Regions from separate parts of the Mus musculus genome. Here regions 2, 3, 4 and 5 are each linked to region 1. Evidence: chromatin loops called from intact Hi-C (ENCODE). Cell type or tissue: heart. All regions are shown on one strand. Region 1 overlaps Gm2449 (a long non-coding RNA gene). Region 2 overlaps Scn10a (sodium channel, voltage-gated, type X, alpha). Region 3 holds the start of Exog (endo/exonuclease (5'-3'), endonuclease G-like). Region 4 overlaps Exog (endo/exonuclease (5'-3'), endonuclease G-like). Region 5 has its middle 17 kb from the start of Scn5a.

What was found. Hi-C counts contacts between places; a loop is a spot of excess contacts. Peaks named below come from ENCODE experiments on the same cell type or tissue, not always from the same donor. Only the 100,000 strongest peaks of a DNase experiment are listed, where the experiment ranks them.
Region 2: it touches region 1 in a loop (19-fold over the local background); 16 of 42 quality-filtered maps call a loop at or near these places.
Region 3: a loop joins it to region 1, with 4 times the contacts of the local background. A loop is called at or near these places in 5 of 42 quality-filtered maps.
Region 4: it touches region 1 in a loop (5-fold over the local background); 19 of 42 quality-filtered maps call a loop at or near these places.
Region 5: it touches region 1 in a loop (2.6-fold over the local background); 2 of 42 quality-filtered maps call a loop at or near these places.

Annotation. Positions count from the first base shown.
Region 1 is chr9:119,888,372-119,893,371 of GRCm38, forward strand. It overlaps Gm2449 (a long non-coding RNA gene), which reads right to left. Exons shown (of 7, transcript XR_871350.2): 3 at 4,697-4,815; 4 at 163-231. Among named protein-coding and RNA genes, the nearest start is that of Wdr48, 4.0 kb to the right of the region's middle. In heart, a CTCF peak has its summit at 2,536 (motif pointing left); no DNase peak of the experiment used is centred here.
Region 2 is chr9:119,644,718-119,649,717 of GRCm38, forward strand. It overlaps Scn10a (sodium channel, voltage-gated, type X, alpha), which reads right to left. Exons shown (of 28, transcript NM_009134.3): 15 at 3,321-3,494. Among named protein-coding and RNA genes, the nearest start is that of Scn10a, 72 kb to the right of the region's middle. In heart, a CTCF peak has its summit at 2,626 (motif pointing right); no DNase peak of the experiment used is centred here; H3K27ac peaks cover 171 bases.
Region 3 is chr9:119,442,489-119,447,488 of GRCm38, forward strand. Exog (endo/exonuclease (5'-3'), endonuclease G-like) reads left to right here and starts at 2,472. Exons shown (of 6, transcript NM_172456.4): 1 at 2,472-2,662; 2 at 4,461-4,610. The coding sequence starts at 2,500. In heart, a CTCF peak has its summit at 2,332; DNase peaks (open chromatin) are centred at 2,423 and 3,470; H3K4me3 peaks cover 1,604 bases; H3K27ac peaks cover 1,121 bases.
Region 4 is chr9:119,458,403-119,463,402 of GRCm38, forward strand. It overlaps Exog (endo/exonuclease (5'-3'), endonuclease G-like), which reads left to right. Exons shown (of 6, transcript NM_172456.4): 6 at 3,974-5,000. The coding sequence ends at 4,435. Among named protein-coding and RNA genes, the nearest start is that of Exog, 16 kb to the left of the region's middle. In heart, no CTCF peak of the experiment used is centred here; a DNase peak (open chromatin) is centred at 2,099.
Region 5 is chr9:119,577,051-119,582,050 of GRCm38, forward strand. It overlaps a transcript of Scn5a not described here. Among named protein-coding and RNA genes, the nearest start is that of Scn5a, 17 kb to the left of the region's middle. In heart, no CTCF peak of the experiment used is centred here; DNase peaks (open chromatin) are centred at 161, 2,111 and 3,821; H3K4me3 peaks cover 2,500 bases; H3K27ac peaks cover 1,854 bases; H3K27me3 peaks cover 4,635 bases.

The DNA of each region.
Region 1 (5,000 bases):
CTTGATGGACCTGTCAATCATTCCTTTAATCTGTCCCCAACATTTCATCCAACAATGCTTCAATGAATACCCTTTCCCCGTAATGACTGTAAGCACACCCAGAGGATGAACTGCTAGAAAAGGAACTGCTCAGTTGCTTTCCTGGGCATTATATTGATTTACCTTCGCACTCCAAGTGCATAAACATCGCCTGAGCACGGCATCTCATTAAACGGTCCGGTCTTTTCCGAGCTGTAGGAGAAAAGTGGTGTTCCCTTCAACATGTACTTTCTGCATTATGAATGAGACTACGGACATTCCCATGCAAATTCCACCATTTCTTCTCTTCTTCTGTCAGATACCTATTTGTACCCTTTGCTCGTTTTTTTTTTTTTTTTTCTATTGTGTTTTAGTGTATTCTGTTAGCTTGTAACCATTCTTTGTATTACTAAAGAAACTGTTTCTTTTGTATACAGGAGTGTATTTCCTCCAAGTGGTCCAGAGCAACCGTGGAGGCCAAAGCTCAGGTAGCACCGCCCAGTGGGTTCAGGATGTAGCAGCTCCAGATGCTTAGACCTTCAGTTCTTACAGCCCCTCCTCCCTGCACAGGGACCCTGTCTTCACCTTTTCATTCACAGCAGCTCAGCAATGAAGACCTAATTGGCTTGCAGTGTGTGTGTGTGGGGGGGGGGGGGGAATGCTTTGGATTGTTGCCATGGAAACTGCCCCTCCTACCACATTTACCATTCAAAGGCTTCTTTGGGCATTCATGTACAACAAATTAGCAAAGAGAGATTTCCAGACTTGTGGGCCAGGTTTTGAATGCAGTTTGAAGGTGCTTAGAGGCATAAAGAATGCCTGTGGTTTCTGCTGGGAGATTACTAGGAACAGGATCTATGGAAGGGTGATTTGTTGAGGCATTAGAGTGTCTCAGTTCTGCTTGTAATTTTCCTTCCTTCCTCATCTTCCCCTGATGGCTGTCAATCCACAGAGCATGCTGGCCTCAGAGGGGATTTTGTTGTCCAGCAAAATGCAGGAGCTCCTAAGGATAGGTTCTCATCTGGACTTCAGTCAAAGCCCAAATCATTGAAGATTTTACATTAGAAAGTTGACTGGGTGGGGAAACAGAAAACAACTCAACTCCCGTTAGAGGCCAGAAGAGGACTTAGTGAAAGTAGAGAGGTTCTGAAAGAAGTGACCACCATGACCACCAAAGACCGCATCCAGGCTGCTGATGGGTGGACCACGGGCTCTTAGACCACAGGCTCTGGGATCCCAGCCCCTCATGATGCCCAGTCCAGATGGAAGAGAAGGCCACTGGCCTGTCACTCCCGAGGGACCACATTTCTGAGACACTGGGTTCTAAACACTGTTGCTGCAGAATTTCAGGTGCGCCCCCCTCAGTGTGAGTCTAAGATTGATGTGTGACTTATAAGAGACTGACGTAGCCACAGGCCTGTTAACTACGACTGGGCACGAGGATGCCATCGTTTTCATTAGGTGGGAGCTCAAAAGTTTACTTAATTTGATTTTTAAAATTTTCTTCTGACTTCTGGGACAGAGGCACAAGTATGCCACAGCACAGGTGTGTAGGTCAAAGGACAACTTTTAGGAATCACTCCTTTCCTTCCGCCGCCATGACTTCCGGTCATCAAGCTTGGTAGCAAGCGCCTTCACCTGCTAAGCTATCGTGATGGTCCAGAATTACACTTCATTTTAATAACCTGATGGGGCATCCACTGGGCCACATTCACGTATGTGGGGTAAAACTCATATCCAAGACACTTTTGGGTAGTAAACTTCAGAAAATCTCAGCCCATTCAAGTCCTGTGTAAAAACCATACCGCCAAAAAAGGAACATTTGCAGCATACTTATCATATTATTTTCATTTTGGTTACTTGGTAAATTATCAAGTTATCCCTTGTATCCATGGTGACTAGTTTCAAGATTCTTGGGTACCAAAATTCTGGGATTTTTCAAGGATCTTGTATAAAACAGTGTGGAATTTCCATGAAATGGATACACAGCATCCAGACACTCTAAACCATCTCTAGGTTACACCTAGAGCATTTTAACAAAATGTAAACACTAGGTAAAACTGTTGCATCTGCCAGCTGGTGGTGGCACACATACCTTTAATCCCAGCACTTGAGAGGCACAGGCAGGTGGATCTCTGAATTTGGAGCCAGCCTGGTCTACAGAATGAGTTCCTGGAGAACCAGGGCTACACAGAGAAACCCTGTCTTGACAAACAAAACAAAACAAAAATTGGTTTAACAAATAATTTGGCAGAGGATTAATTTTTTTCAAACACTGTTAATCTAGGGTAGATTGAATCCATAGCTACAGGACCCACTAATCTTACAGGCACGCATTTGTGCTTTATTCTTACACAGCCTGTCATCATAATTATTATGTCATTTTGACAGAAATGTTTCTTGTGAAGGTACCTTGATTGTCACTTTTCATCAGTGGGGGAGTAATTATCAAAAAAATCTAAGGTGGCTCACAGACAGCCAGGGCAGTGTAAATGGATCTCTACTGCCCTCCAGTGGAAAAGCACTGAGTGTTTCTAGACCTGTTTTCTTCCTTGGCCTGTTCAGAAATGAGCTAGCTGATAAACACCTGGACCTCTTATCACTTGGGAGAGAAATTTCCAAGACAGCCTTTACAACAGGTCTCTCCGAAAAAATGAAACATCATACAATGTTTGACATAGCTTCTCCAGCATCATCTTAGACTTTCTGGAGAAAAACCAACTACCCACAGAGAGTGCAGGGCTGGGGCACTGCATTTACCAAGTGAGCAAAATAACAATCTAACTGACATTTCACAAGGATAGATAGATGTCTCCATGATTAAACTTTTGCTGTTCTTGCAGAGGACCAGGGCTCAGTTCCTAGCACCCATGATAAGCAGCTTACAACTGCCAGTAACTCCACCTCCAGGGGATCAGGTGTTGTGATGGTTTGAATAAAAATGTCCCCCATAGGCTCATATATTTGAAAGCTTAGTCACAGGGAGTGGCATTATTTAGGAAGAATTAGTAGGTGTGGCCTTGTTGGAGGAAGTGTGTCACTGTGGGTGAGCTTTGGGTTTTCAAATGCTCAAGCCAGGCCCAGTGGCTCTCTCTTCCTGCTGCCTGTAGCCCTGGATATAGAACTCTCAGCTCCTTCTCCAGCACCATGTTGGCTTGTGTGCCACCACATTCCCTGCCATGAGGATAATGGACTAAACCTCTGAAACTTTAAGCCAGCCCCAGTTAAATACTTGCTGTTAGAGTTGCCTTGGTCGTGGTATATGTATTCATATATACATACACAAACAAAATAAGTTAAATCAAATTAAAGCAGTACCACAAATGTGCTTTTCATGTAGTGTACAGAAGTTGAACTGGCTGAAGCTTCCACAAATGCTAGTCAAAAACCAAATTGTAGTGGGTATGAATTTTATTTCAGAAACTCAGAAACTCTGAAGTCTCAAGTTTGGATTCATACTACATTACTGAAATTGCTTGTGCAACTTGCTTTGCTTGGTTTGGGGTTTGGGTTTTTGAGACAGGGTTTCTCTGTGTAGCCCTGGCTGTCTTGCAACTCACTCTGTAGTCCAGGCTGGCCTCAAACTCAGAGATCCATCTGCCTCTGCCTCCCAAGTGCTCTGCCTCCCAAGTGCTGAGATTAAAGGCGTGTGCCACCACCACCCAGCCGGTACATCACTCTCCAGTGCAAACCATCTCACAGCCTATCATGCATCATTGTATCTTACTTACTAGAAGACTGTTTTTTATTCTCTGTGAATCTGATAATAGCCAGGATGAGCTTGTACTAAACTATTTAGCTAAATGGGTACTGGAGTGCTATTCTAAAACAAACAAACAAACAAACAAACAACCCACCAGTGCTAGTTACTTTTCTGTTCTGGAAGAAATTATTTTTGCTTTTGGTTCCAGAGGACTAAGAGTCCTTTGTGGCAGGGATCACGTGATGTACAGCAACATTTTGGCGGGGCCACACCATTTCCCCTAACAGCACTGCCACCAGGACCAAGTGTTCACAAACCTAAGGCTATGGGGACATTGCTCATTGAAATCACCACATCGGCTTTTTTCCTTTTTTTATTTTATGTGTATTTCGCCTGTATGTATATCTACAAATCACATATGTGCAGTAGCTGAGCATGCCAGAAGAGGGTGTTGGACCCCCAGGGACTAAAGTTATAGACAGCTGTGAGCTGCCATGTGGGTGCTAGGAACTAAACCAGTGCTGTTAACCTCTGAGCCATCTTTCCAGCTCCCCATCACACCATTTTTTAAATATCCAAACTACACACTAATCTCTTATAGAAAGTGGTTGCTGTAAACCAAGGCTCTGCCTGGTTTTGTACTTTTATTTTACTATGTGTTTATTTGTTATGAACCTGGGCCTGAAGTGTACTAACTAGTTACCACTGATCTACATCAGCGGCCCATCTCATTCTGAGAGGCAGTAATTTTTATTGTGAGCTTACTACCCGTCAAGCATGCTAAACACTATATGACCATTTTAACACAGTGTCTTTCATTTACCCTTAGGCAATTTCATATGTGTAAACAATACACCTTGGCCATGTGCAACCCCCAACTCAGCTCTTCTTTTATCCCCAAGAAACCCCTCCTACTCCCTCCAGGAACCCCTATGTCCTTCCCCAACTCCTCTAGGAACCCTCCACACATCTTACCCTCATGTCCTCTCCTTTTCAGTGTTAAGAACCCAGAGTTCATTCAGTGCCGCGTGTTGGAATATTTACAGGTCTTCTGCAGATAACCATAGCAGCACATGGGGCAATGGCTGTACCATCTGAAAGACAGTATTCCACAGGCTCTGCCCATTTCTCAGCTCTTACATCCTTTCTGCCATTTTTTTTTCAGAGTTCCCCGAGACACCCAACAGTCACTTAGTCTCAGCATTTTCAGTCTCTGCATCAACTGCTGCTTGCTACAGAAAGTGCCTCTGGCTGTGGCTGAGGACAGTACGGATTTGTG
Region 2 (5,000 bases), 240 kb before region 1:
GTTGTGAGCCACCTAATGGGGACTGAACTTGGGTCCTCTACACCAGCAGCATATGTTTTTAACCATTGAGCTCTCTCCCTAGCCCCTACATGGTTCTCTTAATGTGATTTCCTTTTTCTTTTAGGGGTAGAATCAATCTGATGTTTTTGCTTTTTGACTGACATGAAAAAATTATGCATATAGGACAGGAGGCGATGTTTCTGTTTGTGTCCAAATGTGTAAGATCAAATTAGGGTAATTAGCATGCATGTTCGTCACTTCTTTCTGGTGACACTTAGAATTCTCCCTTGTGCTGCTTTGAAATATGCAATGCATCTTTGTTAATTATTAATGTGATTATCTTACATGCAGAACAATAGTCTGGTAAAATTAAAGACCTATTCACGATAAGTTTTTCATTTAAGAAAAACCTGCAAAAATGTCAGACTTGTTGAAATGTTGAAAGTATCTCTTAGCAGCCAAGAAAATGAGGCTGGCTGTTACTAAGACTTCTTTTTAGCAGGGTACTAGATGTCCCAGCCAGTGTGGTCACATAGTTAGAATCAAATGGCATGGGGGTTAGAAAGGAAAAACAAAATGTATTGTTTGCACATGATACGATCATTTTGAAAAATCTAAAAGACTCTATGGATGAATCATCAGAATTAAGAAAGGGGATGTCTTGGTGCAAAGATATTGACTATCAAAATGCTAGTTAAAATTAGCAAAGACTATTTCAAAATATGTAAGATCTGTGCGGAGAAAAGGATGGAAAATTATAAAACTCGAGGGACCGAGCTAGGCAGAGAGGGTACTACTGCCTCTGTAGGTCAGAGGATTATGTAATGCAGAGTTTATAGCCCTTCCTAAATCGACGGCTAGATTATTGCAGTCTGAATAAAGAGAAGACTCAAGAGTTTGTGTCTGTGTTGCTGTGGACATAGCCGGTTTCTCCAACCGTAACGGAAGTGCAGGGGCCAGGATATTCTTAGAGTAAAACCAGGTGGGTGTATCAGCTACTCCTCTCGCGGCTGTCATCAAATACCTAGCAGGGAGAATCTTAAGAGAGTTTAGGGAACATGGTCCATTATGCTGGAAAGGCACGGAGGCAGTGACATCAGAGTCCTCAGCGGGCGGGGGGTGGGGGGGGAAGGGTGGCAGGGAAGGGAGTGTAGAGGGCTGCTGCAGTTCAGCATCCCTCTTTTTATTCTGTCTGCCCCACCCTCCACCTGCCACTCACAGGCAGGGCGAGCGCTCCTTCCCAGTTAAACCTCCTTGAAGCACCCTCACAAACACACTCAGAAGTATATCTCCTTGGTGATTCTAAATCCAGTCAAGTTGACAAAGAAAGTGAACCACCACAGCAGGCGACTGTGTTTACAGGCACAGACATGTTCTAAGCTGCAGTAACTAAGATGGTATGGTACTGGCACAATGATAGAGTGGCAGAGCCTACCTTAAATCACGTCAAGATGGGTGGTGGCATTCGGGGAAGGGCAAAAAGAGTTACATGGGATTTCCTCTCTTGTTCTTCTCCTTCCTTTCCTCAACCAATCCCAACATTTTTACTGAGTCTCTCCTTATAGACAGCTTGTGCTCAGTGTCTGGAGTAGGATGGCAGAAAGGAAATCCCTGGGTTTAGCCCTATGAACTCTCAGGATATGGCATTATAATCTCAAAAGAGCGGCTTGGTTTGAAGAGCGAAGCCAGGTTCAGATACCAGAGTGTGGGAGGCCCTCTGTGGAGAGGGGATGAGTCAGCCCAGAAGGCCAAGACCAGCCAAACCAGGTGAAGACCTGGGAACAGGTGTCTGAGGCAGAGGATGGGTGGCCAGGCCTGTGGCTGAGAAAAGTGCAGGGAGAAGAGGGGCGGGGCTTGCTGGAGCCTCACAATCGCCACAAGGACTTCAAGGGGACTCCACTGGGGAACTATTTGTGACAAATGGCCCTTGCCAGTTGAAGGTGGTCATGAGAGTAGAAACTGTTGGTCTGGGGGGTGCTTATAGGGAGGCAGGATGTGCTTGACTAAAACAGTTTTGAAGACTAAAACCACCCAACTGATCGTCTCGGCTGTGTCTCTTTACCCAGGAATGCACACAGTTCAGGGCCAGCTCCAGCTGTGGGGTAAAGGGAAGGGGCTGGGTTTTTGTTGATAATGTAATACTGGCTGGCAGAGCATGGAATCTCACCAGGCTGTTGGGAACATGGAAGGGAGCCTGCACGCGCGATTGGGGGATGAGGTTAGGGAATTGTGAATGGACTCGCATGTCATAATCAGAAGTTAGGTGTGTAGGAGGCCCTCCCCTGCCTCCCTCTCACAAGAACAGGAGAGACCTGGTTGAGCCTCCAAAGGACACAGTGTCCACTGGCTCTAGTTGCTAACAAACATGCCAGTTTCAGTCTTTTTTTTTTTTTTTTTTTTTTTTTTTGCGTTATGGCGTATCCTGGGAATGGCCACCCTAGCTATTCAAGTCCCTTGCTGGCTTCTAGGAGTCACTGAAATGCCAAGAATCCTCCAGATGGCTTGAGGACTTGAGGACATCAGTAACCTCAGACTCTCATTAGTGACCTCACTTACAGGTGGCTGATGGAAGCATTTGTGGTGGTGTGGAGGGCAGACATGGAGACCAGTGATTGAGTGGAGGAATGCCTCCAGTAGAGGGCGCCCTGGAGCTGAGTTTGGAGAGGCGCCTGTGGAGGCTAAGAGGAGGCAAGCTTTTGTGGGTGAAGTTTTGGGCTCTGAATTGGGCAACCAAGAAATAAGGGAAAGCCTTTTTGAGGGGGGACGGAGCTGAGACTCAGCAGTCAGGCAACGTGGATTTGAGTTCCAGGTCATACACTAGCTCGCTGTCCTGGCGTTCGACAAACACTGAGTTCATCATTTAAAGATGGTGTGTCTCAGTTTGGCTCATCCTGAGGACTTTAAAAGCAATGGTCTCTCAGGGTTGGGAGCATAAAATGAATCTTATTATTTCAAGAGCCTACGTAGTACTATGGCTGAGCCACATATTCAGAAAATGTTGGCTGAAAATGTCCCAACGTTGTTGCTGGGACTGCTGTGTGGTAAGAGAATGGAATGCTGTTCCGAAGTCCCTTTTTGGTACAAACAAGGAGATGGAGGGACAAAGAGAGCAACCACCCCACATTACATCAGTGAAAAACTGGAATTGCCAAACTGAGTCTCTAGGTTCTTCAGAACCATGGCTTGCCTTGCTCCCACGAGAATAGGAAGGGTGTTGGGAACCACCGGTAGAGTCCCCAGACACACAGTGCCTGTCCCCTCGGGGTCAGCTTCCCTGAGCCTGAATGGGAGCTTCCCAAGTGGCCAAGAGAAGACGTTACCAAGCGGAAGGTGCGGAGCACAGACAAGCTGCCCTTCTTGGATGTGCTCAGCTCCAGCAGGCTCACGGTGACGATGACACAGTCGAAGATGTTCCACTTCTTCTGGAAGTAGTAGTAGGGGTCGAAGGCAATGATCTTGAAGGCCATCTCCATTGTAAAAAACACAGTAAAGACCTGAGGGTGGGAACAAGTGTTCACTGCTGTGAGGTCTCTGCCCAGGGACATGAAGACAAGGGCAGCAAGAAAAATCTTGTTTGCAAGATAGCAAAGCATGCTGGGTGTGGTGGCACATGCTTGTAACTCCAGCCTGCAGGAAACTGAGGCAGGAGGATCTCAGGGTTGAAGCCAGGCTGGACTATACAACAAAATCCTGTCTGAAAACAACATTAAAGAAGAAGAAGGAGGAGGAGGAGAAGGTAGAGGAGGAGGAAGAGGTGGAGGAAAGGGAGGAGAAGGAAGAGAAAACGGAGGAGGAAGAAAACAGCAGATCCTCTTGTCTGTTCTTGAGCACTGTAGATGGGAATTTCTGAGCCACTGACATTCAGAGAAGACACAAAAGAACTCAGGTTTCCATTTCTTCTCTCTCTGCGTCTCTGTGTCTGTCTGTCTCTGTCTGTCTCTTTCTCTTTCTCTTTCTCTTTCTCTTTCTCCTTCTCTTTCTCTTTCTCTTTCTCTTTCTCTTTCTCTGTCTCTGTCTCTGTCTCTGTCTCTGTCTCTGTCTTTGTCTGTCTGTCTGTCTCGTGTATGTGCGTGCATGGATGTGTATCAGTCTATGTAGAGACCAGAGGTTGATACGGAATGCCTTCCTCAATCACTCTTTACCTTACACTTTTCAGCAGGGTCTCTCATTTGAACCCAGAGTTCCCCTATTCAGCTGCACTTCATAGCCAGCTTGCTCTGGGAATTTCCCATGTCAGCCTTCTGAGTGCTGGAATATTAGGTGGGCCAATCTGCTTGAACTTCCGTGGTTGCTGGGGTCTAAACTCCCTCCAGTCCTTGGGTATAGTAAGTTCTTTACCTGCTGAGGCATCCCCCCACCCCCCTGCATCTGCTCTTCCATTCCAGTGGTGGTGGGTACAGAGCAAGCGGTAACTGCTAGGATACACTTCACTATATAATTATGTCAACAAAAGTTACTCTGGTTCAGCAGCTACAATGTGTAGTAAGACTAAAGTAAAAATGCCAGCTCGGCCACATCCTAGCTTACATAAGCTTGAATAGGCAATGCACCCTTTTCATGCCTCTATTTCCTCATCTGTGTAATGGGTATAATGGGAGTAAGTGCTTGGGTAGTTCTCAGTTGGCAGTAAGTGACAAAAAAATAGCAGTGACTAAGATCAGTGATCTATGGTCTCTTAAGATTCCCTTTTGCATTGAAGGTTTTCAGTTGTCTTACCCAGGAGAGAACTCTGACCTTAAAGGTGATTAAACATCAGGCAACAAAAGCCAGCAAGGGAAGGAGGCAAGGGAGAGAGAGAGCGAAAGGACTGGGCTCAGGGCTTGGTCCTCCCAGGCTTTATCAAGGCCATGGAAGAGCCTGGAGACAGTGCTGGCCTCTTCCTGGCAGACAGAATGGAAGAGAGTGTTTGGGGCTTGCCCAAGCAAAGTCACATAGAACAGGCCAGTCTTCTGGATGTGTTGGTTGCATAGCATATGCATCTGTGCACGCCTTCTGTCCCC
Region 3 (5,000 bases), 450 kb before region 1:
CAGGGTGTACCCCATCGTGACAGGGAAGGAGCTCGAAGCAGCTGGCCACGTCGCTTCCACTGTCAGGAAACGGACCAATGCCTGCTGCCGTCCGGCTCCTGTTTAAAAAAATAATTTACTTTTTAAGATCTATCTTTCTTCTTGTTTTTTTTTTGTTTGTTTTTTGAGGCAAGGTTTCTCTTAGTAGCCCTAGATGTCCTGGAACTAGGCTGAGCAGGATTCTTGTGAGTGGATCGGAAACACCCTGGGATTCAGTTTTGTTTCACAGATGACCTCGGCAGCGCATGGCTAAGTGTGGGCTCAAAAAAACCACTTCTCACTTAAACAAATTAGTCACAGGTCCTGAGAGACCTTGCAGCAAGCAGCAGGCTGCTTTGCCAAGCTGTCTTCTGTACCAGGTGAGAGAAACCAGGATTATGTTATTCTTTTGAGGACCTGTGCTTTCGTTATTTCTCCGGCACCTCAGCATCAAGCACCTGCTAGAAAGCTCTTAAGTGGCTCTGGATAACAGTCCAGTTGCGCAAACATCAGCCCTTTTTGTAGACCAGGCTGGCCTTGAACTCAGAGATCCATTTGCTTCTGTCACCCAAGTGTTGGGGCTAAAGAAGTGGGCAACCACACCAGCAAATATAAGTCCATGCAGGTGTTAGGGCCCATGAATTGCCGAAGAATGATATCCTAGACTCACAGTATGCCAAAGCAAAGAACATTTATTGAACAAATTCCTTCATGCAGGGGCCCAATTCCATTGAGATGGAAGGACCCCGACTGAATTCAAAGATGCAGTTTTAAAGCCAAAAAGAGGAACATTAGGGAAGGTTGGGTGATCTATATCACGATTGGTGGGTTCTATCTCTGGGGGTCTGGGTGATGCCATGATTAGTTAGGGTCTCCATTCAAGCAAACTTCATGCCAAGGAGGGGGCAGCTCTTGATCTCCTAGCTGTAAGTTTGCCTAACGATTCTTTTGCAAGCTAGGGAGGGGTCCCTTTTATGTAAGCCTGGTTGTCCCAGTAACTGACTTGCCCAGTCTGGGAAGTAGAAACTCAGGGCTAGTCTCCTGAACTGCTGGTTTGCAGCCTGTCATGGAGTCAGCCTGGCTCAGGCCAATGCTCTTTTTATGGGAAGCTGGAGACTGCTGCCAGGTGAAGACCCATTGATCTGAGTGGGAGTCTATTAAACACGAATATTCTTCTTTTTACAAAAAATAATTTACGGTCTTCAGAGTGAGTTCCTGGACAGCCAGGGCTACACAGAGAAACCCTGTCTTAAAAAAAAAAACAAAAATAATAACAATTTACTTAATTTTATTTTATGTGCATTGGTGTGAGGGTGTCAGTCATGAGCTACCATGTGGGTGCTGGGAATTGAACCCAGACCCTTTAGAAGAGCTGACAGTGTTCTTAATCACTTAGCCATTTCTCTGGACCTTATGTTCTCCCTTTGTCAGTGGGCATTTGCCCATCAATTTTGTCTAAGACCAATTTGAGAGGTCCCATAAAGTGGCTAACATTTACAGTGTTACTTGACGGCATGCATCCCGTGTATACCACCTTAGTCCTGAGATGAATCCCTATCGTCTAAGATGATGATTTTAACTTCTTTTTTGAGACAGGGTCTTGCGATGTAGCTGAGACTCATTTGGAACTCACTATGTAGTCTAAGCTGATCTGGAGCTCAGAAATTCCTTCCTTGTCTTTGCTAGCGCTGGGGTTACAGATCGGCTCCACCAAGCCCAATTACAGTTTATTACATCGACTTATTTATGTCTGGCTGTACATACCTGTGCATGTAGGATGGCAAGCCCATGCCTGTGACGGTGAGAGGACAGCTTTCAGGAGTCAGTCCTCTTCTACCAAGTAGGTTCCAGGGACTGAATTCAAGTGTCAGTTTTGGTGGCAAGCACCCTTACTGATGAACCATCTTGCTTGTCTAGGCACAAATTAAAAGAGATAACATGGACTGACACACTGGACTAGTTTGGTAAGGATTTAACTTCTGAGCTCTGGCCCATCCAGAGTCTCTGGCTACCATTGAGTACTGTTTTCCCAGGAAACTCGATAGGTGGTACAAACACTCTGATGTGTATTTTGACTTTGAAGCAAGTGCCCCAAACAGTCCAATGGGGTACAGGTTTTGGAATCACATCGAGTTGGATCCCAGGTTAGGAGATCTTTGATGGATCATGAACAAGCATTTACTCACTATTAAATGGGACTAAAGACAATTTCTTCAGAGGACAGTACACACACACCATTAAATTGACAAGCTAGGACACTTAACCCATCCATTAACTGGCCAGGACCAGGGATGGAGGTAGGCGTGCCTCCCCTGCTGGACTCTAGGGGACGCGCGAGACCCTCAGCAGCGAAGGCCTCTGGGAGGCGGTTCGGGATGGCGCATGCGCGCCTGGTTCCGGAGCCGGCGATTGGACCATTCCGGCCTCGGAGCCCCCGCGTGCGCATGCGTGGCAGAGACAAAGTGCTGGCGCCCGCGAGTCATGGCTGCAAAGAGCTTCGCTTCCCGTCTCAGGGACTCGCGGCGATTTCTGAATGGCTTCTTGGCCGGGGCTGTAGTGGGCGCCGCGGGAGCGGGGCTGACGGCGCTGCAGTTTTTCCGGCGTCCGGACGCGGAATCCGCGAAGCTGGCGAGGCAGCCACACGGTGAGTCTGCAAGCCTAAGCCGGCTCGGTTCCCCACTGCTCCCCCAAATTCTTCACCTGGCTGCGGGCTCACACGTCACCACCCCTCCATCCTTAGCTCCACCCCGAGCTGAGACTCTGTTTGTTCTCCACCTTAGGTGCAGCACAGTGCCTGGTACAGAATTGGCCTTCAGTAAGTGTCTTAGTTTCTTTTCCTGTTGCTGTGACAACGTATACCTGACAGAAGCAACTTAAGGGAAGGGTCTGTTTTAGCTCCCCGTTCGAGGTGCACCCCATCGTGGCGGGGAAGGAGCTCGAAGCAGCTGGCCACGTCAGGAAACGGACGAATGCGTGCTGCCTTTTGGCTCCCTTTTCTCCCAGTTTATACAATGTGGCCACGTCCCTCCACTGTCAGGAAACGGACGAACGTGCTGCCTTTTGGCTCCCTTTTCTCCCAGTTTATACAGTGCGAATCCCAGTCAGGGAATGGCCCAGCCCATAATTAATCTGGGGATCCCCATATCATTTAATACAGCCAAGATTCCCCCTCTCCCCATAGGAATACCCGGAGGCCTGCTTCTCAGGTGTTTCTAGATTCTGTCAAATTGACAACATCACAACAAGAATGTTTGAAGGCGTTTCCGTAAAGAATATCTGCTACCCAGTCTTCCTAGTATGTACATCCTTAAATTTACGGGGCATCTTATCTTTAGACAGAGAAGTGAGCACAGACCCATCTCATTCCAGGACGTGCTGAACCACCCGCTTCTTTTGACACTTGCCATTGTGCCAGAGGACTGCTCTGGGGAGGCATGGGGAGGAGTCACTTGGAAGCAGCTCCGGGTTGAGTCCTCTAGGAGGAAGTGTCAGTTTCTTAGCCCCACTGCAGTGAAGGCTGCAGTCTGTCTTTCCTTGAACTGAAACACTGGGGAAGTATCAGTGAGGGACAGTGTGGGTGGGCTTGTTTGCTCTGTTTTTGCTTTGAGCCAGTACTCACTGTGACCCAGCCAGGCATGAGACATGGAGAAACAGGTGTGTGCACCCACTCTTGGAGTTAAGGTCTTTTAAAAAACGAAATGGATACTTAACCTGGCAGCTGATATATCATGTTGATGAAAAACTAAAATGATGGCCATTTTTGTCTCTATTAGTCGCAAGACGTTCCCATTCACTTTTATACTTGTAGCACTATGGTTTTCCTTTGAATTCTCCCCCCACCCCCCATACACACAGTTTGTGGTACAGACAGATTTAGAAAACTAATGTGGAAAACTAGTGAGATTGGATTCTTATTTCTTTTTGGTCCCAGGAGTGAAGCCAGGGCCCGTACCCTAGTCCATGCACAGCTCTGTCATTGAGCTGTGCTCTGCCTCGAGCCAGGTTTTATTTAATTATGTAATAGCACATGCCTGTTGATTCCACGTGTGGTCGGCAGGAGCAGGAAGAACAAAAGTTTAAGGCTTGCCTAGGCCACGGAGTGACTTCAAAGTTAGTTATGAGTAACCTTACGTTTGTTCCCTAGCCCCCAAACCAAACGCGTACCCCCATAGCTGAAGCTCATTGTGAATACCCGACCGAGGACAGGCAAAGGAGGATTTTGCTAAACTCTTTTCTTTGACTTAATAAATTATGGCAAAGATGAGGCCTATTTGATTAGACTCCCTCCTCCTCCCAAGGACTCGGAGTCAGACTCCTAGGAGAGACTTTTGAGCCAGTTGTTTTTAGACATCACCGTTGTCTTTAGAATCCTTTGTTCTTAATAAGAATAATTACTTTTTTTCTGTTCATAACCCCCTCTTTTTTCTTTCTTTCTTTCTTAGAATCTGCAGAAGAAGCTGTCTTGGAACAGTTTGGGTTTCCTTTAGCTGGAACAGAGACGAGGCGTTACACTAACCACGCCCTGTCTTACGATCAGGCAAAACGGGTGCCCAGATGGGTTCTTGAGCATATATCCAAGGACAAGATCATCGGTAGGTGGTTGGGGAGAATGTACGGGTGCTGATGAAAGGGTTTCCGTGTTTAAAACAAGAGGGCTGTTGGTAATTTCAACCTTTGTACCTCATAGCACACGTTGAAAGTGATGTTTGTCTGCCCTCTGGGAAGCAGCTGAGAGCTACATCCTGACCCACAGGTAGAGAGACAGGAAAAGAAGAGACTGGGTTTAGCATGGGGCTTTGCCATCTCAAAGCCTACTCCCAGCAGCACAGCTCCTCAGTGACTCCCCCGCCCCCCCAATCCTTCTCATCCTTCTCCACCAGGTCCACCAGGTGGGGACCAGCATGCACGTATATGTGCCTGTGGAGGCCATTCTCATTCTAACTGCCACGTTGCTTACCAACATTCATCCCTCTCAGAGATCT
Region 4 (5,000 bases), 430 kb before region 1:
ACAGGGCTGACCGACACACTCCTGTTGACTTCCCCCTCCTGGGTGTCATCTGTGCCTCCTCCCCCCCCCCCTCGTCCTTGTAGGTGTGCATGGATCCCATGGTTTTCAAACTACCCTGTTTTCTTTTTCTCTTCCATGTAATTGCCATTTAACGGCGTGGTCTCTCAGTGTGTCTGGGCAATTTTATTTTTGGTCTGACTTTCTTCCTCTCCTCCTTGTCTTACTGGACATGGTGTCTGTCACTAAATGCATTTATCTTAACGTCACTCAAGACACGATAGCTATGACACTGCAAGCAGCAGGCTAAGTCTATTCTTTTTTGCCAACTTCTTCTGAAACTGGGGTGGCTTTGCAGCTATGACGGGTACCGGGTTTCTGTCACTGAGAGGGGAGGAAGGAGGCACTCTGACCAGTGTTTAGGAAACGACCAACTTACATGGAGTCCATCTTCTAGCTGTTATATGTGTTGTATTTTCTACTCACTTCCAGTCGGTCAGTTTCCAGTTTTTGTTAGCCTTGACAAGGGTTCAGGGTTCCTGAGTGTTTTAATGGCGACAGCGATCTCCTTTGTAAAGCACTTGTATGCCAAATCTTCTGTGAAAAGGTTTGTTGCTGATGTACTGATATTAAAAGCTTGGTTCCTGTTAAGCCACGGCAAGCCTTTGTCCGCGGTCATTGTGTTGAACTTCGTTTCTCCATGTTGACCTCTAACGCCCTAATCTTGCTGGAGCCCACGGTGTCCACTCTGCCACTGCAAAACCTGGCTTCTGAATGACATCCACTTCAAAAAATAGGTTTTTTAAAAAATAGGTCTTGATGATTTTGAAATCTTTTTTTGTTGTTGTTGTTTTGAGCAGGGTCTCATATGGCCCAGGCTGGCCTTCAACTGCTACTCCTCCCCCCACCTCAAGGTTCTGGGATTATAACTATGCACCATCATACCCGCACCCCCTTTGGAATCAGGGTCTCACTATATAGCCCTGGATGGCCCCAAACTCAAACTCACAATTATCTCCTGCCTGTTGGTATCCTCCCCTCCCCTCCCCTCCCCTCCCCTCCCCTCCCCTCCCCTCCCCTCCCCTCCCCTCCCCTCCCCTCCCCTCCCCTTCCCTCTTCTTCCCCTCTCCCTCCTCCTCCCCTCTCCCTCTCCCTCTCTCTCTCTCTCTCTCTCTCTCTGTCTCACCATATCAGTCTGCTGTCGGTACAGTCCTGTGAGGGGCATTTGGGGATTGCTGGTGCTGTTTTAGAAATGAGGAAAGGAGCCTGGTTGTGTTATAGTTTATGACATAAGTTATAGCTTATGACAAAGTGGACCCTGAGTAGGTGTCTGTCTGGTCAGCAGCCTCATGCTTCAGTGCATGAGTTCCAGGGACATTGTCTGGCGGTAACTTTCCTGAAAGTAAATGCTTATGTGTTTTGCTGAGCTACCTATAAGGAAAAGAACCCTAAGTTATTTTAAGATTATTTATGTCTCAAGTTTTTTGTTGTTTTTGTTTGTTTGTTTGTTTTGTTTTGAGACAGGGTTTCTCTGGGTGACCATAGCTGTCCTGGAACTCACTTTGTAGACCAAGCTGGCCTTAAACTCAGAGATCCGCCTGCTTCTGCCTCCCAAGTGCTGGGATTAAAGGCTTGCGCCACCACTGCCTGGCTCTAAGTCCCAAAGTTAAGGAACAGACACTGGGTTATTTAATTTTCAAGCAGGCACAGTGTCTTTTGCGTGTGCTGAGAAAAAAGTAGACTAACTCAGACAAGGCTCCTCAGAAAATGAAAGTAGATTTTGTTTTCTATTTACCCGTGGGGAGGTCTTGGCCAGAAGAGTCACATGTTGTGGCTGTGAATTGGATCTCTGTCAAGGACTGATGTACAGCTGAGGGATAGGCTGGTGCCCAGCATCCCTGATGCCCTCTGGACTGCAGCACTGGGAATCCTCAAACTGTCATGAGTCTAAAACCCCAAAACTGTAAAACGGCACGGAAGCAAGTAAAGCCGGGAAGTGGGGTGTCAGTTATGGGTACTTTTCCTGGAAGTGAGGGGACTCGGTTAGCAGTTCTGATGGTCATACCGTATGATGACCAGGTAGTTATTTGTGAAAAATGACCATTTGTTTGCGGACAGGGAGCTCACAAGAGAGACATAGGCAAGAGAATGGTATAGAAGGATCCCAGGGTTTTCATGCTGTGTTGCAGTGGCATGGAAAGCCCACTAGGTGGTGCCAGGACTTGGCTTACCAGCCACTGTGGGATGTTTGCAGCTCGTTTCCTACCGCCTTTTGAGTGTGGCTCCATCGTAGTTATGTCCTTAGTTTTGGTTCCTGAGCCCTTACTGTTATTATTTATCATGTTTCAGTATCTGGCCACATGCCGTGGCAGTCGGCTCTCCTGCAGATAGTGTGCTTCAGGGTTTTGTGCCCTCCTCTTTCCTTTGTAATGAGATTCGTAGTCCGGGCTGGCCTCGAGCTCTTAAGTGTATAGCCAAGGATGGCCTAGAGCTTATGGCCCTCCTGCCTTCACCTGGATGCCAGGATTCCTAGCTGCACCACCTTTTTACCGTGCTTCGGGTCAGTGCTAGGCCTGGGACCCAGAGCATCTGCTGGGGTTCTGTGACCCGAGTGTGAACACCAGCTTACCTTCTCATCCCTTTGCTTCGATGGTCTCACGTCCTCGTGCACAGCTCACCCCTGGGAGCGAGATCTCGAACCTGTGAGCAGTGTGGTTTCATAAGCCCTGCTCTGCCCTGACCAACCAACCACTTTCCGTATGTTCAAAGGCATTGTTGTAGATCCTGTGGCAGGGTCTTCCCTGAAGTCCTGTAGCTGGCTGTGGTAATGTGTGACAGACAGACCATGGAATTCTGGGCTATGTGCAATGCAGATAGGAGTTTGTAAAAATCAGGGAAAACCTCTTTTTTGGCTTGCATCTCGCTGCCTTATTTGGGCTTCTGACAGGGAATCTCATCTACAGCTAGAACTGTCTGACAGGAGAGTAACCGACTGACGGCAGCAAAGGCCTGCTCTGGGCACTTCGAGCATGCCCAGTTGGGTCTTGTCATTTTATCGGGGGCCATTAAGCAAATGGACATCCCGCTTTTGTTTTTTAGACAACAGATGGAGGCTTTTAAGCATATTGGAAGGACATTTGAAGAGGCTTCTTAATCCTGTTATTTCATTAATACGGCCAACCTACAGAGCGGCTTGTTTCTCTGCCTCTGCCTTCCTCATTGTGTGGCTACTTTCCTAAAGTGTCTGATTTGACGGCATAATTTAGAAGTTCAATGTTTGGTAATCCAGGAGCATTTGGAACTAAACAAAAGCAGTTGCATGTGAGCGACGATCGAGGTCATCTAGAAAGTTCTGTTGCTACTGTGTCTGGCTGCAGCTTCAAGGGCTGTCTGTTGTTTCTTGGGGCGTTTGGGCTGTTTTTACTGTAAGAGCTGGGAGTGCTGAAGCCAGCAGTTCTGACTTCTATGTTTAGAGCGTTAGGAGTTCTGATTAGCCAATGAGGAGGAAATGACAGTCCCCTTTCCCACTGGAAGTTCAGTGCTTGCTTGTGGCACCCCTTTGTCCTCCGTCCTGTGGACATACTGTGACCCCTGCCCTTTGGGGTAACATTATGGTTTTTTGTCGTTATTTTGCTCCTTTTGAGACGGAGTTTCTTTGTGTAGCCCTGGCTATCCTGGCCACCCTGTAGACCAGGCTGGCCTTGAACTCAGAGATCCACCTGCTTTTTCCTCCAGGGTCCTGGGATTAAAGCCTGGAGCCACCGCTTACAGAGGTAACAGTATTTTAAAGACTGGTTAGAACTGGTCAGTACTTACGAGTTGTTTGAATGTCTTTCCTTTTCCTTGGCAGTTGGTTGAATGCTACACTGAGGCCTTTCACAGGCCGTTTCCTGTATGGCATCTACAGAGGTGTGGGAGCAAAACCTGGGAAGTGTCGGCACAGCCCAGTGCGCTAATCGGACTCCTCTGTTTTTAGGTGATTGGTGAGGACAACGTGGCCGTCCCCTCGCACCTTTACAAGGTGATCCTGGCTCGCAGAAGCCCGGAATCTACGGAGCCGCTGGCGCTGGGGGCCTTTGTGGTGCCAAATAAAGCCATTGGGTTCCAGTCCCAGTTATCCGAGTTCCAGGTGAGCCTCCATGACCTGGAGAAGATGTCAGGTCTGGTGTTTTTCCCCCGTCTGGATAGAAGCAGGGACATCCGGAATATTTGCTCTGTGGACACCTGCAAGCTCCTGGGTTTCCAGGAATTCACTCTGTACCTGAGCACGAGGAAGATTGATGGAGCCCGGTCTGTGGCCAGACTGGAGAAGGTTCTGGAAGCTTTGAAGAGCTCAGGGGTGGAACCTGACGATTACTTCCTGAGTCGCTATGAGAAAAAGCTGGAGGAACTGAAGGCTAAGGAGCAAAAGGACGCCCAGCTGGAAAAGCAGTCCTAGTGTCTGTCTCGGTGTGCACTGAGCACCTGTGACCAACAGGTTTATTTTCAAGAAATGATGGAATTCTGACCAAAATCCTCCAAAGACTCGGGGCTCAAAACTCAGTGTCGTCCTTCTCTGGGATCCGAGGTGGCTGAGATGGTTTTAAAACTCTGCTCTCACGTGCTCCTTCCCTCATGACCCTGAAGTCCTCCCATCTGTCTGTGTTGGAGAATCCAGTGACTGTTCTTCCTCTGTGCAAACCCTGCTGTCCCATCTTACCTGTGGGCAAGATGAGGCTCAGAGAACTCTGTATCTTTACCATTGGTATTCAACAGAAGTCATCCAGGGTGCCTCAGAGTCAAGACAGAGTTAGATGGATGTAACTCAGTCCGTACCTGCATCCACGGCTGTTTCTGGCACTACAGCCCTCCTGGTGAGAAGGGTGTGTCTCTTCTCGCATCATTTCTGTGGGAAAAAACAGTGGGTCTTGGAAAGATGGAGATGTTTTGTGGGTTTAACCAGAGACTGTGGTTCCCTCCAGGGATCACATGGTGCCAGATAAGTATGTTTCTTGCCTCATTGG
Region 5 (5,000 bases), 310 kb before region 1:
GTGGTTTTTTCACTGCTGCAGGTTGCCCCTAGGAGTCTCTTCTTTGTGGATTGCCTGGGCACCAGCCTCCTCCACTCCCCCATCCCCAGCTGTCTCTGGTACTTCCCACTGTTCTTCCATGCTTGCTCTTCATGCCAAGTGAGTCAACCCTGGAATTCTTCCAGAGGAGCTCTGATGGCCACCACACACAGGGACTAGGCTCTCTAGAGGATGACAGCTGTCTATGCTACACCAGGCTTTGAAAATGGGTTCTTAGCACCTGAGGCCACTCTTCTCTCTCTATTTAGACCTTCTTTGGTCAGTTCTGGGCCAATTTGGCCCCCAAGAAATAGATTCCAAGGGACTTTTACCCTGAGAGTTCTCCCCAGTCCAATGATTCTGTGTGACCTTGGATAAGTTCTTGACCCCCCATGGGCCTCATTACATGTGGTGGTAGTGAAAGTTTCAGAACCTTCAACATTCTAGCAAAGACCTAGTTAGTGTCCCATGTCCCAGCTGTCTCTTGCTTCTGCGGCAGCAGCCTGTCCCGCCTTTAGTTCACTCTCCTCTGTATTACCATCTTTTCTGTGCACACAGCCAACTCTAAGTGGGAAGGGACAGGTAGAGAAGTGGAGGGGTGGTCGAGGGCTGGGCTGCGCCGGGGCCTTAGTTCTGAAAGACAGTGAATCTACAGAAGGTCTGGGGTTCATGGAGGTCCTGTTCTGTGCCTCTCTAGATGGTGCATGGGGGTCACAGCTGTAAGGGGCAGCTCAGGGTCCCAAGGGCACACTGATCCCACGGTCCCACTAGACTGAAGTCGCTACGGAGACAAGAGTGAGTTCCATGGCTGATCTTTGTAAGCTGCCCTCCAACAGGTGTTTGGAAGGCCTGCCTACAGCCAGGCCGCATCCTGAGCATTTCCTCCCATCATGAGCACCAAGGCTGCTAGTCCCCACCATGTCACTGTCCCCACCAATACTCAGACAAAGCTAGGCACCTTCACTTCCTCTCAGGGCACCTCCAAAGACGATCAAATACCGCAGAGGTCCGGGACCTCCTCTCTCTCCTGTCCGGGTGCGCGAGTCTGTACAGGTCAAAGCAAGGAGGGCAGAGAATTCTCCCGAATTTCCATGTCCAGAGACCTCTCCCCTCTCAGAGCGCATAGACACAGGAGGAGATGCGACCGCTTCAAGGCGACAACAGGGCACCAAGATCTTGGCGTGGTGGGAGCTCCCAAAGACAAGGCACACTCGCAGATCTGACCCCCAATAGAGCGCACAGATTCCTTCCTAGGGTGCAGAGATCTCGTCTAACCCAGGGCATAGCCCAGGTGCCTGGTTCCTCCACCCCCGGGGCCCAGGGAAAAGAAGCGCTCGGCCTGCTCCCTAGCCCTGGTCAGTGCCCGCTCAGCCCTTTCACCCCCAGCTCTCAAGAGCTACATTCTCCGCGCGCCTTGTCGCTGCTCTGACCTTGGGGTCTCCGGCCTCGGGAATCCGGGTCCCAATCTCAGCCCCTCGGCGAGCCTGCGCCAGCGATGGTCCCGGAGCCGGGGCCGAATCTCCCCATCCCCCGGCCCTCGACAGCGCACGGGGAACCCGGAAGGAGAGGGGACGGGAGGAGACCCGCGGCGATCAGAGAGGACCAGGGGAACCCCGGCCCGGGCCACCTGCGCCTCTCCCGCCCCTCCCCCCTCGGGGATAGTGGCTGCGGGGGCTGGGGACCCGGCCGGGGGGCTCCGGGCCATCGGGGAGGAAAGTTGGGCGGCGGCGGCGGACAGAGGGGAGCGGGGGACTGCGGGACACGGGGGATGATCGCTCACCTGCTAGTCCCCGGCCCGCGCCTAGGGGTGGGCGGCTGCAGCGCGGCGCGGGCTCGGTTCGGCGTAGGGCTTGGGGCAGCGGGCGCAGGCTCAGCGGCCCCGGGGGCGCGATCCCCACATCCCACGGGCGCCGCCGCCGTCTCGGCTCCGCCGCTCCGCTCGGGCTCCCGGGCTCGGCGGGCGGCGCGGGCTCGGGCTGGGGGCGGGGTCGGGGGCGGGCCCCGCCTGGGCTCGGCCTGGGGCTCCGGGGCCCCGGGCTGGCTCCGCCCCAGAGCGACGCGCCCGGGGCTCCGCACGTGGCGCTGCGCCCGCCTGGCTCGCGAGGAGAGCCACCCTGCCCGGCGGGGCGCACGCCCACCACTCTGACCCCGGGCGCGCCCTGCTGGAGACGGCCGCCCACGCGGACACGGACAGACAGACAAGCGGACGCACGCCGACCTGCGGACGCCTCGCTACAGAGAGCCACCCACGCAGACCTGGACCGGCACACACGGACAAACGTTGGCACACACACTGCCCAAACCAGAGTATACAGACACACCCCTCCTCGATGATCTGGGGACCCTACCCCAGACACCTCATTTATCCACGTGCATGGACATGGGCATGACCTGACATCCATGCTGAGACACACTGACACACATGCACACAGGGATACAGACACCGACGCACAGATATGCACATGAACATTAGCCACCATTGACATACGCTGGCATTGAGGAACACATACTGATAAACCTAATGATACCACGTGACTTAGAGACACATCCATTGACACACTGACACCGGGACACTTAGAACCACATTTCTAGAGACACAATGACAGTACAGAAACCCATGCATTGCAGATTTTTATGTGGACATGCTGACACATGAGAGCAGACTGAAATCAAACACACCGCCAGACTCTGTATTAAACACAAGCAGCAAACCCATAGACACGAGCATCTCCGTACACTCACCTTGTGAGCTGTGTTCAGCCTTTTAGTTGAACCACAGAGGGATACCAAGTCCTACACTGACAGGACTGTCCAACAAGGATACTGTCCGGAACACTCATACACTTGGACAGACAGCCGTGTACATGTAGGTACAGATTCATACATTCGCATACCGACAGCCAGACCCACAAGGGAAAGGCACGGGGCCAGTGGGAGTACATCTCCCATAGTTAAACACGAGAGGCTACTTCCATTGGCTATTGTGAAGGACAGCGCCTCAGAGTCTAGGGCTATCGCAGGAACACAGAAGTACACACACACACACACACACACACACACACACACACACACACTTTGTCCTTTTCCCCGGGAGTTATCCTTCTCGGCAGCGTTGTCAGGCTGCTAGAAACACACACTCTGGGAAGGTAAAGCTGGTGCTGGCTTTCAAAGGGTGCTGGGGTTCTGGGTTTGGGAGCCAGGATATGCATGGGTCATACATGTACTTGCACGCGTGCTTACACACACACATGCGCGCGCGCGTACATACACACACACACACACAGAGCGCGCGCACGCACACACAGAGCGCACACACACTCACACATACCCACACTCATGTGCACACATACACTCGCAAGCATGCACACACGCATGCTCACGCACACACGCATGTGAGCACACACATACCAGAGGCAGACTTGTTTTGTTTTGAGACAGAGTCTCACCATGTATCTCTGGGTCACCTGGAATTTGCTGTATGGATCAGGCTGGTCTTAAGTTTACAGCGACCTGCCTGTCTTTGCCTCACAAGTCCTGAAACGGTATGTACCATCATGGTCTGCCCAGCAACTTCTTTATTGGGATTTTGAAGAGGTGGCTGTGGGCCAGTGGTGTTGTCCATTTGAGACTTGAGTGTGGGGCTCCAGGAATTTCTGACGCCTTGGAGGATATATAAAAAGTCAGTATACAGTGTTGTTCCAGACTCTGAATGGGATGAACTCGGGAGGGTCTGACAGAGGAACCACATTACCACTCAGCGGCTGGCCTCTAGCTCCTGTCAGGCCTGAGGTTGGCCAGCAGCTCCCACTAGTGGTCAACATGAGAAGTGCATCCAACGATCCCGTTGCAGATCTCCCCCTGTGGGACTCACCTTAGCCCAGCTGAAGCCCACACCCATCAGGCAGGAGGCAAATCAAAGACCAGAGGACCCACCCTCCCCTGAATCTTTAACCACCAGCCTCCGGATTCAGAATTCAGATTCAGACCTGTAAATGGCCTTTCTGAATGGAGAGAGGCTGAAAGTAAAGGTACTGGGACTTAGAGGGAAAGTCCTCCTTACTCTTTATTCTGAGCAGTTCTAATCCTTTCTCCTCAGTGCTCTGCCGGGGGATGTTGACCAGAGCGGTGGGCTACACAGAGCATCAATACACTAGGCTTAAGCTCCTTTCCTCCCCCCACCCCCCCGTGTGTGTGTGTGTGTGTGTGTGTGTGTGTGTGTGTGTGTGTATGTGTGTGTGTGTGTGTGTAAAGCTTGTGAAAGGAGAAATGAAAACCCATACCCACTGGAGATTCAATCATGAACACACAACTGGGACTCTGAGACAGGATGCACAGTGCGAGAAAGGGCAGCAGGCATCTAGAGTATTCGGTACCATCATCACTATGAAATCCTGCCAGATCCAGGGTACCTCTTTGTCAGGCTCTATTTTGTAAACGAGGAATATGCACAGAGCAGCTAGAGGCAGGGAAGGTTTTTCTTTTCATTCTTATTCCGTCCTCCCCCCCTCCCCAGGTTCAAAGTTGAATTAGACACATTGTCTTTCCCGGCTCTGAGACTGCTCTCTCCTATGACTGTGTCGATTTCTTGTCTCATTGCCAAAGCCAAACACAAAACACCAGACAGAAGCAACTTCAGGAAGGGGGTTTATTCTGGCCATGGCGGAAGGAAGGCCCAGGCAGGGGCGTAAGGTGGCTGATCACATTGCACCCACAGTCAGGAAGCAGAGACGGGTGAGGCTGGTGTTCAGCTTGCTCTCTTCTTTTTATTCACTGCAGGACCCTCCCCCAACCCCCATGCAAGAATGCTGTCTACATCTAGGGTAGATCTTTCTAGGAATTCTGTCAGACATGCCCAGAAGTACGTCCTCTGGGTGTCAGATTAATAAGAATAGTAACCAACTAAGGGCTTCCCTTCTTTCCCCTGTTTCCACCAGCCCACTGCTGTCCCTATTCACCAAGCATCCTTCCTGATAGAAAGGGGA